2 separate regions of the Mus musculus genome follow, and region 1 is linked to region 2. The links are chromatin contacts, found by POLR2A ChIA-PET in ENCODE. All regions are on one chromosome and are shown on one strand. Each heading gives the region's core, a stretch centred on a gene start or an enhancer-like site at or near the end of the contact. The rest is flanking DNA. Distances are from core to core; before and after follow the strand shown.

The links. ChIA-PET counts read pairs that join two places held with the same protein, here RNA polymerase II (POLR2A).
Region 1: POLR2A ChIA-PET joins it to region 2 with 13 read pairs in embryonic stem cell. The contact joins the promoter of Rab3d here to the promoter of Ldlr in region 2. POLR2A ChIA-PET finds 5 or more read pairs at or near these places in 4 of 5 experiments (Patski and embryonic stem cell).

Annotation. Positions count from the first base shown.
Region 1 is chr9:21,916,172-21,921,209 of GRCm38, forward strand. It overlaps Rab3d (RAB3D, member RAS oncogene family), which reads right to left and starts at 2,012. Exons shown (of 5, transcript NM_001324531.1): 1 at 1,851-2,012. It overlaps Tmem205 (transmembrane protein 205), which reads right to left. Exons shown (of 4, transcript NM_178577.5): 4 at 4,838-5,038. The coding sequence ends at 4,873.
Region 2 is chr9:21,721,195-21,725,877 of GRCm38, forward strand. It overlaps Ldlr (low density lipoprotein receptor), which reads left to right and starts at 2,382. Exons shown (of 18, transcript NM_010700.3): 1 at 2,382-2,650. The coding sequence starts at 2,584. It overlaps Gm26511 (a long non-coding RNA gene), which reads right to left and starts at 2,162. Exons shown (of 4, transcript XR_001779098.2): 1 at 647-2,162; 2 at 13-137.

The DNA of each region.
Region 1 (5,038 bases), core at 762-3,261, 190 kb after region 2:
AGACAAGGTCTCACTCTGGAGTAAGACTAAGGCTGCATATGTGACTGGTGTATGGGGTTGACAGGGACGTGGCTCCACCTCGGGGCTGTAGTTAGAGGCAGCTGTAAACTGCCTGACCTGGGCTCTGAGAATCTAAGTCAGGTTGTCTGAAAGAACTGCTCTTAGCAGCTGAGCCATCTCTCTACTCCTTCTCATTTTTTCCACTTTTATTCTTTAAGGAAAGATCTCAGGTAGCTCAGGCTGACCTCAAACTCCCCATGTGGTGGATCCCTGCCTCTGGAGCTGTGGATTACAGGTGTGCACCACTGTGCCCTTCTTAATGATCCTTGTGGTATTCATCAACAAACTTCTGCTGAGTCTCTGCACCAGGCATGGGTCTCTGAAGAGACACAGCTGTGCATAAGAAAGAAACACCACAGTGAGAGGGCTGTGGTTGCTATTTAATCTTTACACAAAGGTGAGGCTGAGGGCTGGGGAGTAGAGCACTCACCTGCGTTTTCAGCCCCAGCACCCAGCAAACCAGGTGTGATGTGCACACCTGTAATTTCAGCACTACAGAGTGGAAACAGAGTACCAGGCGTTCAAAGCCATCCTGCGTTACATTGGAAGTTCCTTACCAAACTGGGGTGGGTTATATGAGAACTTGTCTCAGAAAGAAAGGAAGGGAGGAAGGAAGGAAGGAAGGAAAAAAGAAAGAGAGAGGGACAGAGAGAGAGAAAGAGAAAAAGGAAAGAAATATGGAACCTTTATAGTGGAAGGTTCAGATCTTCTCCCTTCAGGTGCAGGACCAGGTAACAGGTGAAAACTCAGGGCCAGTTGGGGCTGGGGGGCCGTGGTGGTGAGGAAGTTGCACGGGCTGCAAGCTGGACTTTGCCCAGTGCAAGCAGCTGGTATGGCCAGGTGTGTAGGTGTGTGTGTGACTGCCAGCTAGACAGAGCCCCTTCCATCAAGGCTTGGATGTTGAATTTAGCTGGTGCTTGCCTCTGGGGTGCTGTCCTGTCCTCTCCAAATCCACTGTAACCCTTTCCCTGTCTCCCAGGGTGAGGGTAATTTCTATATATATAACATAAGGTTTAAAGGCCCAGTTAGGCTCCCAAGTGGGTATCTACCATTTTATTTGTCAAAGGGGCCGGGCCTGGCTCCCTCTTGGCCAAAGCTGACTCACCCCAGCCATGGTCCACAAAGACAGGACTGAAAGTCATCAAATCCAAGAGAATTATCCTAGCCACTTAATGACTGCAAAACCCACCACCCCATATCCTCCTGTTTATATCTTCCCACACTCCAGCATTCTGTTTTATCCAAATCTAGGGTGTTCTTCCAAGCTCTCCCCCACCCCCGCCCCCACTTTGCTTTCTCCAGCTGTCTAGCTTAGAGCTGCTCTCCGAAGCCCAAGCAAAAGTATTTCTCAATGGCCTTCGGTGTTTTCTGTTTCTCTACTCCGTGCATTTCTAAGGAGAACGCAGCCAACCCCACCCTGTGTTCCGGGAGAACGGGTTTGAGGCGTCCGTCGGGCAGGGCCTCCAGGCTGGCCCCCGCCCCACCACGGCTTCTCTTCTGGGCCATCTAGGGGTCCCCTAGCCCTCAAGGTTGGCACCCGAACAGTCACTGCACTGCGTGCACCAGCAAGTGCCTCCCCCATCACCATATGGCGCCGTCGCTCGGCCCCAAGCTGGGCTTCTCGCCCACCCCGCCACCGTTCGCAGAGCTTGCCGGGTGCGGGGAACCCAGAAGAGCCAGCAGCACTGACAGGGGGTGCGGGACCCAGGCTCGCGCGGACCCCAGTTCAACCCTGTCATAGTGCACGCGCGTATCAGCGGGTTGGCAGGTGCACTCGCTCCTGGGCTCACCTCGGGTCCCGCCTTGCACACCAGGATCCGCCCACGAAGTTGCTACGGCCCCGCACAGGGCTGCGACCCTCGCCCCACAGCTGCCGGCGCTGCCAACACTGACACCCGGATCCCGCGCCGGCTCCGCCCAGGCGGAGGGGGCGAGGCCGCAGAAGACTAGGCGAGGTGAGCGGGTGGGGCCTAGAAGGGGCGGGGCGCCTTGAGAGTTGGCGCCCGGCGGTGGGCGTGGTCTTACGGGTGTGGGCGCCGCCAACGGAGCCAGGAGATGGGCGTGGCCTGTCGGAGGCTTGGACGCCACAAAAGTCCTAGCTGAGTGGGCGAGCCTTGCAGGCGGAGGTGGGGTCTGGCAGGGGCGGGGCCACCTCAAGAGGCGTCAGAGGTGGGCAGGGAGTTGAGAGGATGGGACCTGGTAGTATGGTAGGAGAGGGGTGGTAGGGATCTGGGAGTGCAAGTCTGTGGTCCTGAGCTAGAGCCCAGAGGAGCGGGAAGAGGCATTAAGTCCCATCAGAGCCTCTCTTTCCTAACTAGAGGTAGAAAACATTTTCTATGCATTCTGTGTTAACAGGAAAACCTCAGCAGCTGAGTTCTATTCCCATCTCCCCTTTCTAGGACTGTGACTCCTGACATATTTAACCTCTCTCAACCTCAATGTTTCCCTCTGTCGAGTGGTTCATAACAAGATTAGTGTAACCATAGTTTTATTCCTTTTACTTTTGGGGGCTGGAGAGATGTCTCAGCGGTTAAAATCACTTGTTCTTGTTGAGGATATGAGTTTGAGTCTCAGGACTCACATGGTGTCTAATAACTCCAGTTCCAGGAGACCTGACCCTTCTTACTTCATCAAACTGCAAGAGCCCACGTGGTGCAGACAAAACACTCATGTAAAATAAAATTTAAAATTCTAAAAATTAAAATTTTTTTGTTTGTTTTCCAGGCTTGCCTCAAACTCCTTAAGTACCAAGAGTAAATGTGAACTGATTCCCCTGGCTCCACCTCCCAAGGTCTGGGATTGAAGGTGTACAAAGCCATGCTGCTTTACACGGTGCTAGGGATGGAGCCCAAGGCTTCTTATATAGAGAGTGGTTACTCTATCTCCCCAGTGCTGGCCTGAATCCTAGGCATAATCCCCGTTCCACGTGGGAGGAGTCTGGCTCTAAAGGGTGCTAGATTCTTCTGTTCAACATGCCTAAGGGCTCTTGGAGTTAAAACATGTTTTAGAAATAAGGAAACTGGGGCTGGAGAGATGGCTCAGCAGTTAAGAGCACTGACTGTTCTTCCAGAGGTCCTGAGTTCAAATCTCAGGAACCACATGGTGGCTCACAACCATCTGTGATGGGATCTGATGCCCTCTTCTGGTGTGCCTGAAGACAGCTACAGTGTATTCATATATATAAATAAGGAAACTGAGGATCAAAGAAAAGTAGATATTTGCCAGAGTCCACACAGCAAGATTTCGAATTCAGTTGCTACTAAGCCTGATATGAGGGTTTCAGGGACCAACAGAGTAGAAGGAGAACCAATTCCCACAAGTTGTCCTCTGATCTCCACATGCAATAAACAAAAGAATAAATAAATGTAAAAAATCAAACAGAGCCGGGTGTGGTGGCACATGCCTTTAATCCTGGCACTGGGGAGGAAGAGGCAAAGGCAGGTGGATTTCTGAGTTCGAAGCCAGCCTGGTCTACAAAGTGAGTTCCAGGACAGCCAGGGCTACACAGAGAAACCCTGTCTCAAAAAAAAAAAAAAAAAAAAAAAAAAAATCAGACTTTTAGGTATGGTAGCTAACATTTGTAATTCCAGAATTTGGGAGGTAGAGGAAGACAGAAATCAGGAGTTCAAGGTCATACTCAGGTATGTAGTAACTTCAAGTTCAGCCTGAACTCAGAAGAGACTCCATCTCCAAAGTTATCTGCATGTGTGTCTAAACAGGTGAAATGGTGTATTTCTGTCATCCTAGTACTAGGAAGCTGAGACACGAGGACTGCCATGAATTTGAGGCTAGCTGGGTCACATAGTAAGTTTTAAATCAGATTGGCTACATAGTAATAAGAGCCTGTCTCAAAAATATAGAGACTGATATAGTAGCTCCTATCTGTAATTTTAGTACATGAGAGGTGGAGGCAGGAAAATTCTCAAGTTTCAGGCCAACTTGGGCCACAGGATTCCAAGTCAGCCTGAGCTAGAGACCCTGCCTCAAAGCACATACACACAGACCATTATCACACACACCATTACCACACAGAAACTTGAACGTCACTGCTCACTCAGATGCCTAAGGGAACAAGAGCTGCCTCCAAAGATTTAACATGAATTGTGCCGGAGAGTATTAGCTAGGAAGAGCTGAGTTATTCCTAGAAACAAGCAGTCCCCAAAGACTTCAGGATATCACTCACCCAGGTTCACAGCTCGGAATGGATGCTAGGGGCTAAGGAAAGATGTTCTAGCCTGTCTTGTAAACGCTTTTAAAAAAAGATTTATTTATTTTATTTATATGAGTACACTGTCACTGCTTTCAGACACACCAGAAGAGGGCATCAGATCCCATTACAGATGGTTGTGAGCCACCATGTGGTTTCTGGGAATTGAATTCAAGTCCTCTGGAAGAGCAGTCAGTGCTCTTAACCACTGAGCCATCTCTCCAGCCAGTAAACACTTCTGCTCACATCTCATCAGCCAAAGAAAGTCATAATGTCACTTCCAGTGTCGGCAGAATCGGAAATATGATTATGCCTGGGAGGTGGGAACCTGCTGTTGCTGCAGTAACACACAGGAAGGGCAGTGGGTAGAGCTGAGCCAGGTATACAGAAGTTACACAATATATGGTCACTGTTAGAGGAGACATGCTGGAACTTCAATAGCTCACACTCCAATGTGTCATGTCACCAGGTATGGGCAATCTGAGGCTCTGAGTGCTACACATGTGTATACACACACACACACACACACCCCTGGCTTTTCCTGAGGTGAAAAAAATGACCATGGCCATCTCCAAAGAAGCATTTATTGACACACAGGGTCTGTGTTAGAGGCTCCTGAGTCCCAGGGCAAGGCCCACAAGGCAGAGCCCATTGCTCAGCAGGCACCCCAGGTTGCAGAGGGAAGACAGGCCATGGTAGTGGTAGAACTTCCGGCGTAGAGCACTGTACTTGGGGTCCTTGTCCCGCAGCTGGCGGTAGGGATCAGGGCCC
Region 2 (4,683 bases), core at 1,132-3,631:
ACCCAGACCTACCTCATGGAAGGCCCCGGCCACTGTGACCAGCTCAGCACACAGCTTGACTTCAGGGAAGAGATTCCTTCCTGGTGACTCTAAGGAGGCCCAGTGGGGAGGGCAAGGCAGAGGAGGGGGAGTCCCAGCTGTTCAGGAGACAGAGAAAGGGGATCACTGAGCCCAGGAGTTACAGGTTATTTATAGTGAGTCTCCTGTTGCCAAGCCAGGGAGCTGCCATGTGTGAACTGCCATGTGTGGCAGGCTGGGACGGAGACCCACTCAGGAGAAAACGGACTTCTGTAAGCTGTTAGCTGACCCCCAGCACTCATGGGCATGTGTGTACACACACAAAATTCAGTAATACCATGAGTTTTAATTAGGTGAGAGGCAACCAAGGAGGACACCTGACGTTGAACTCTGGCCTACATATACGTGTGAGCACACGCATAAGCGCCTCAAAACTCAAGGGAGAAAAAGAACCAAGCTGTTCGGGCGGTGGCACATGTCTTTGACAGGCAGATGGATCTCTCTGAGTTTGAGGCCAGCCTGGCCTACATAGTGGGTTCCAGGACAGCCAGAGCCATGTAATAGAGAGACCCTGTCTCAAAAACAAACAAACAAACAAACAAACAAAAACCGAGAGAAATCAACTCACAAAAGCAGCTTTTTACACCTTTCTGTCTTCTGGCTTCTACTATCTGTGTAGCTGAGGCTATCCTCATGGTCCTCCTGCCTCCCTCGGGGAGTGCTGAGACCACAGATTGTGACAACAGGCTTGGTTTACGTGATGCTGGGGACGAAGCCAGGTACCCTACCAACCCAATGCAGTGTGTCCCGTTCTCTCTCCTGTCTCACGGTTCAGCTTCTGGTAGTTTGTTTTGCATTATGTATTATTTACTTTTTTATTACTGCCTGTGACACATCACAATATGAATGTGCAGGTCACAGGGACGAGTTCTCTCCTCTCATGTGGGTCCTCGGATTTGAACTCACATCAGGTCAGTCCTGGCTGCATGCACTAAGCCAACACACTAGCCCTGGTTTGTTCTGCAGGGAGCTAGGCAGGGACAGAATCTGAGTCCCTTTTAGAAAATCCCTAAGCCTTTGATTCATCAAAACTTCTCTATCCATGGCAGACAGCCTTCTGGTTTAGCCATCCAGTGTCAAGAGGGGAAAAAGGCCACATGTGGTTGGTTTTGCTTCGAGGGAAGAGATGCCCTTCTGTGTGTTCAACTCCTTGTAACAGGATAAAGCGGTACCAGCAGGTGCCTAAGGAAATAAACCAAAAATCAACATTTCTGTCAACACAGGAAGGAACCCATTGATTCTCAGATGAATTATTTAAAATAATTTCAACTTTAGCTTTGAAACAGGGTCTCTTGACAGGTGGTAGTGGGGTGGTAGTAAACACTCAACATTTAATCCCAGCACTCAGGAGTTAGAGGCAGGCAGATCTCTGAGTTCTAGGCCAGCCTGGTCTACAGAGTCCAGGACAACCAGGGCTACACAGAGAAACCTTGTCTTGAAAAACAAAACAAACAGAAACAGAAACAAAACAAAAGAAGAAAAGGAAAGAAAAGAAAGAAAGAAGGAAAGAAGAGGAGGAGGAAACAGAATCTGTGTAGCCCAGGCTAGTCTGGAACTTGCTGTCCAGACCAGTTTGGACTTTGCTCACAGAGATCTGCCTGCCTTCTTCCTAGTTTCAGTGTTACCATATCTTGCTATGGAATTCTTCCATTAATAATTATAATTATTCTAACTACTGGGTCCTACCCCCCAAACCAAGTAATGTTTCTTCTTTCTAATTAATTAATTAGTACAGGGGAGTGTGTGTGGAAGTTAGAGGACAATTTGCTGGAGTTGGTTCTGGTTCTCTCTCCTTCCAGTATGTGGATCCCTGGGATCAAACTCAGGTCTTCAGGCTTGCACCCTCACCCACTGAGCCAACTCGCTCACCCGCACACGCCGCCGCGTTTTATATACATTTCTCGCTGAGTGTTTGTGTTTATGGACGGATCCAGATAAAACCTGCAACTGTACTTGGGTCAGAAATCTATGTGCCCATTCCTAGACAGGAAAGCAAACTTGCTGCAAGAAGTGTAGGGGTCGGGGGTGGGAGGGGGCTTCGCATACTTCTGTTTTGCTTTGGAGGTGGAAAGGAAAGCGTCAGAAGGCGACCCAGGGTGTGGAAGGGCGTGGGTCGTCCCTTGAACACTCAAACAGCAACGCGGGCGGCTAAGTGTCCGGGAAGCGGTGAAATTCTGTGGGAGGAATTTGAGGAACTTCCCACTGCTGCGGGAGCTTCAGGGGTTAAAAGAGACGATGTCACATCGGCCGTTCCAAGCTCCTCCCCGCTCAGTGAGGTGAAGATTTTTGAAAATCACCCCATTGCAGACTCCTCCCCCGCCTGGAAACCTCGCCCCTAGTACTGGGAATGACTCTGGGCGTGCGGCGTAGTTTGCAGCCGGGACACCGTGAGGCTTGCGAGCCCAGATTCGCAGCCGAGACACCGTGGGGCCCGCGATCCAGTGTTTGCAGCGGGAACATTTCGGGGTCTGTGATCCGAGTGAGGACGCAACGCAGAAGCTAAGGATGAGCACCGCGGATCTGATGCGTCGCTGGGTCATCGCCCTGCTCCTGGCTGCTGCCGGAGTTGCAGGTAAGGCTTTGCGCCAGGAGCCTGCCCGGGGTCAGGGGCAGCCGTCCTGAACTCGGAGAGCCCCGAGTGGTTTTATTTTTGGTCGAGAAATACAACCATTCGTGCGAACTTGATGTGATGTCCTTCCCACGTGGCTGGAGGGAAGTGTTTTGGAAATAGGGTGCCAGAGCTGTAGGGGGTCAGAGTGGGTTTGGGGAGTCCGGTGGGTGCTCTCCCAAGTCAGAGGTGTCTTTCAGAGCTATGTGTGAGGGAATCCAAGAGGAGGGGTCCCATCATTCGTTTTAAGGGCTGGGGAGACCCAGGCCCAGCTGTTCAACTTTGGGGTCGCTAGTCGTAGTTACAGGACTTGGGGGTCTCCACACTGCACTCAAACCCGGCTACTGCCGCGTGCCCCAAAACTCCGCCCTAACCCCACCTCCCACCGCACCCCCGAGCTCCTATTGGGTGCAGCCGGAACAGGCGAGCCTCGAGCCACTCCCCTCGCCCAATGGAGGAAGAGGATGATGTTCAGGGGCGTGGCTTGCACGACCCTCCCGGGTGGGGTGGGGCTACACATCCGGGCCGGCTGGGTCCTCCTTGTGAGCCTTCAGTCCCTACCTTGTCCCTACTTCCCTGGTTTGGTGCAGATGTGCCTCAGGCAACCCAGACACCCGTAGCTGAGACCATCAGGCAGGGAGGGCCAGGGACCTGGCAAAGACTTTTGCAGGCCTGGTTCGTTCCCACTCTCTGAACGTGTAGGATTGGACAGATCCATAAAGTGGACTTTAGTTTTAGGAGAGGCGTTGGAATTTGGACAGGAAGGGAGATGGTGTTACAATCTCACCAACAACTTCTTTGCAGCACTGGGAAAAGTGCTCCACCTCTCCCTCACTTTATAGACAGGGTCTCATGTAGCCTAGGCTGGCCTATAAGTCACTGTGTAGTCTCTAGCCCCTAATTCTCCTGCCTCAGCTCGGGAGTGTTGGGATGACAGGCATGTGCCACCATGCCTGGATTTGGGGACACCATGGATAGAACCAGGGTCCATGAATGCCTGGGTTACTGCTTTTCTTGCAGTCAGCCTGGCTGGCCAAGAACATTTTAATTGCTTTTTCCTCCTCAGAACCAGCTTCGGTTCTGACCCCACAGGAGCTTGGCAGGAGTGCCCTTCAGTTAGCTGTGAGTAGCTGTCAACTGGACAATCCCTGGGGATGCTTCCTTGAGACAGCCTGGCTGAGCTGGGCATCCTGGGGCACACCTGTAGTCTCAGCACCTGGAAGGCAGAGGCAGGTGGATTCCTGTGATTTCCAGGGCAGGCAGGGCTATACAGTGAACCCTGGACTAAGAGAGAGGGAGAGGGGAGAGGTTGAACACTGAGACAAACACTTAGCTATCCTGTTATAATTGTAGACAAGGCTAGACCAGATACCCTGCTCAGCTTGCGTTTCACCCATCATTGCCTTCTTTAACAAGAAGAAAGAAAGAAAACCATTTTATAAAGTCTTGAGCAAGAGCTGAGGTTTCCCATCTCACCGGAAGGCCAAGGGCCCCGGTGCTGGTCTCCCCAGACTCTCATGCTCATAGCAACGACGGTGACTACAGCTTGCTCTATGTTAGGGTTACATGTGTTAACTGGACGATTTGTCTGTTTTAAGATTCGCCATGCACTAGTCGGGTGGTGGTGGCGCATGCCTTTAATCCCAGCACTTGGGAGGCAGAGGCAGGCAGATTTCTGAGTTCGAGGCCAGCCTGGAGCCTGGTCTACAAAATGAGTTCCAGGACAGCCAGGGCTATACAGAGAAACCCTGTTTAGAAAAACCAAAAAAAAAAAAAAAAAAGAAAGGAAGGAAGGAAGGAAAAGATTCGACATGCACACATTATCTTCGGGTTGCTCAAGAGCAGATCTGGGGGCTGGGGCGGTGGCTCAGTTAGTGACGTGGGGCAGCCTGAAATGACGGCGCTCAGAGGGTCCCAGGGCTTGAGGGTGCGATCTGGGCTCAGTGAGAGAAGGAGGAAGGCTGAGGAAGCCATTCAACTCGGACCTCTGGCTACAC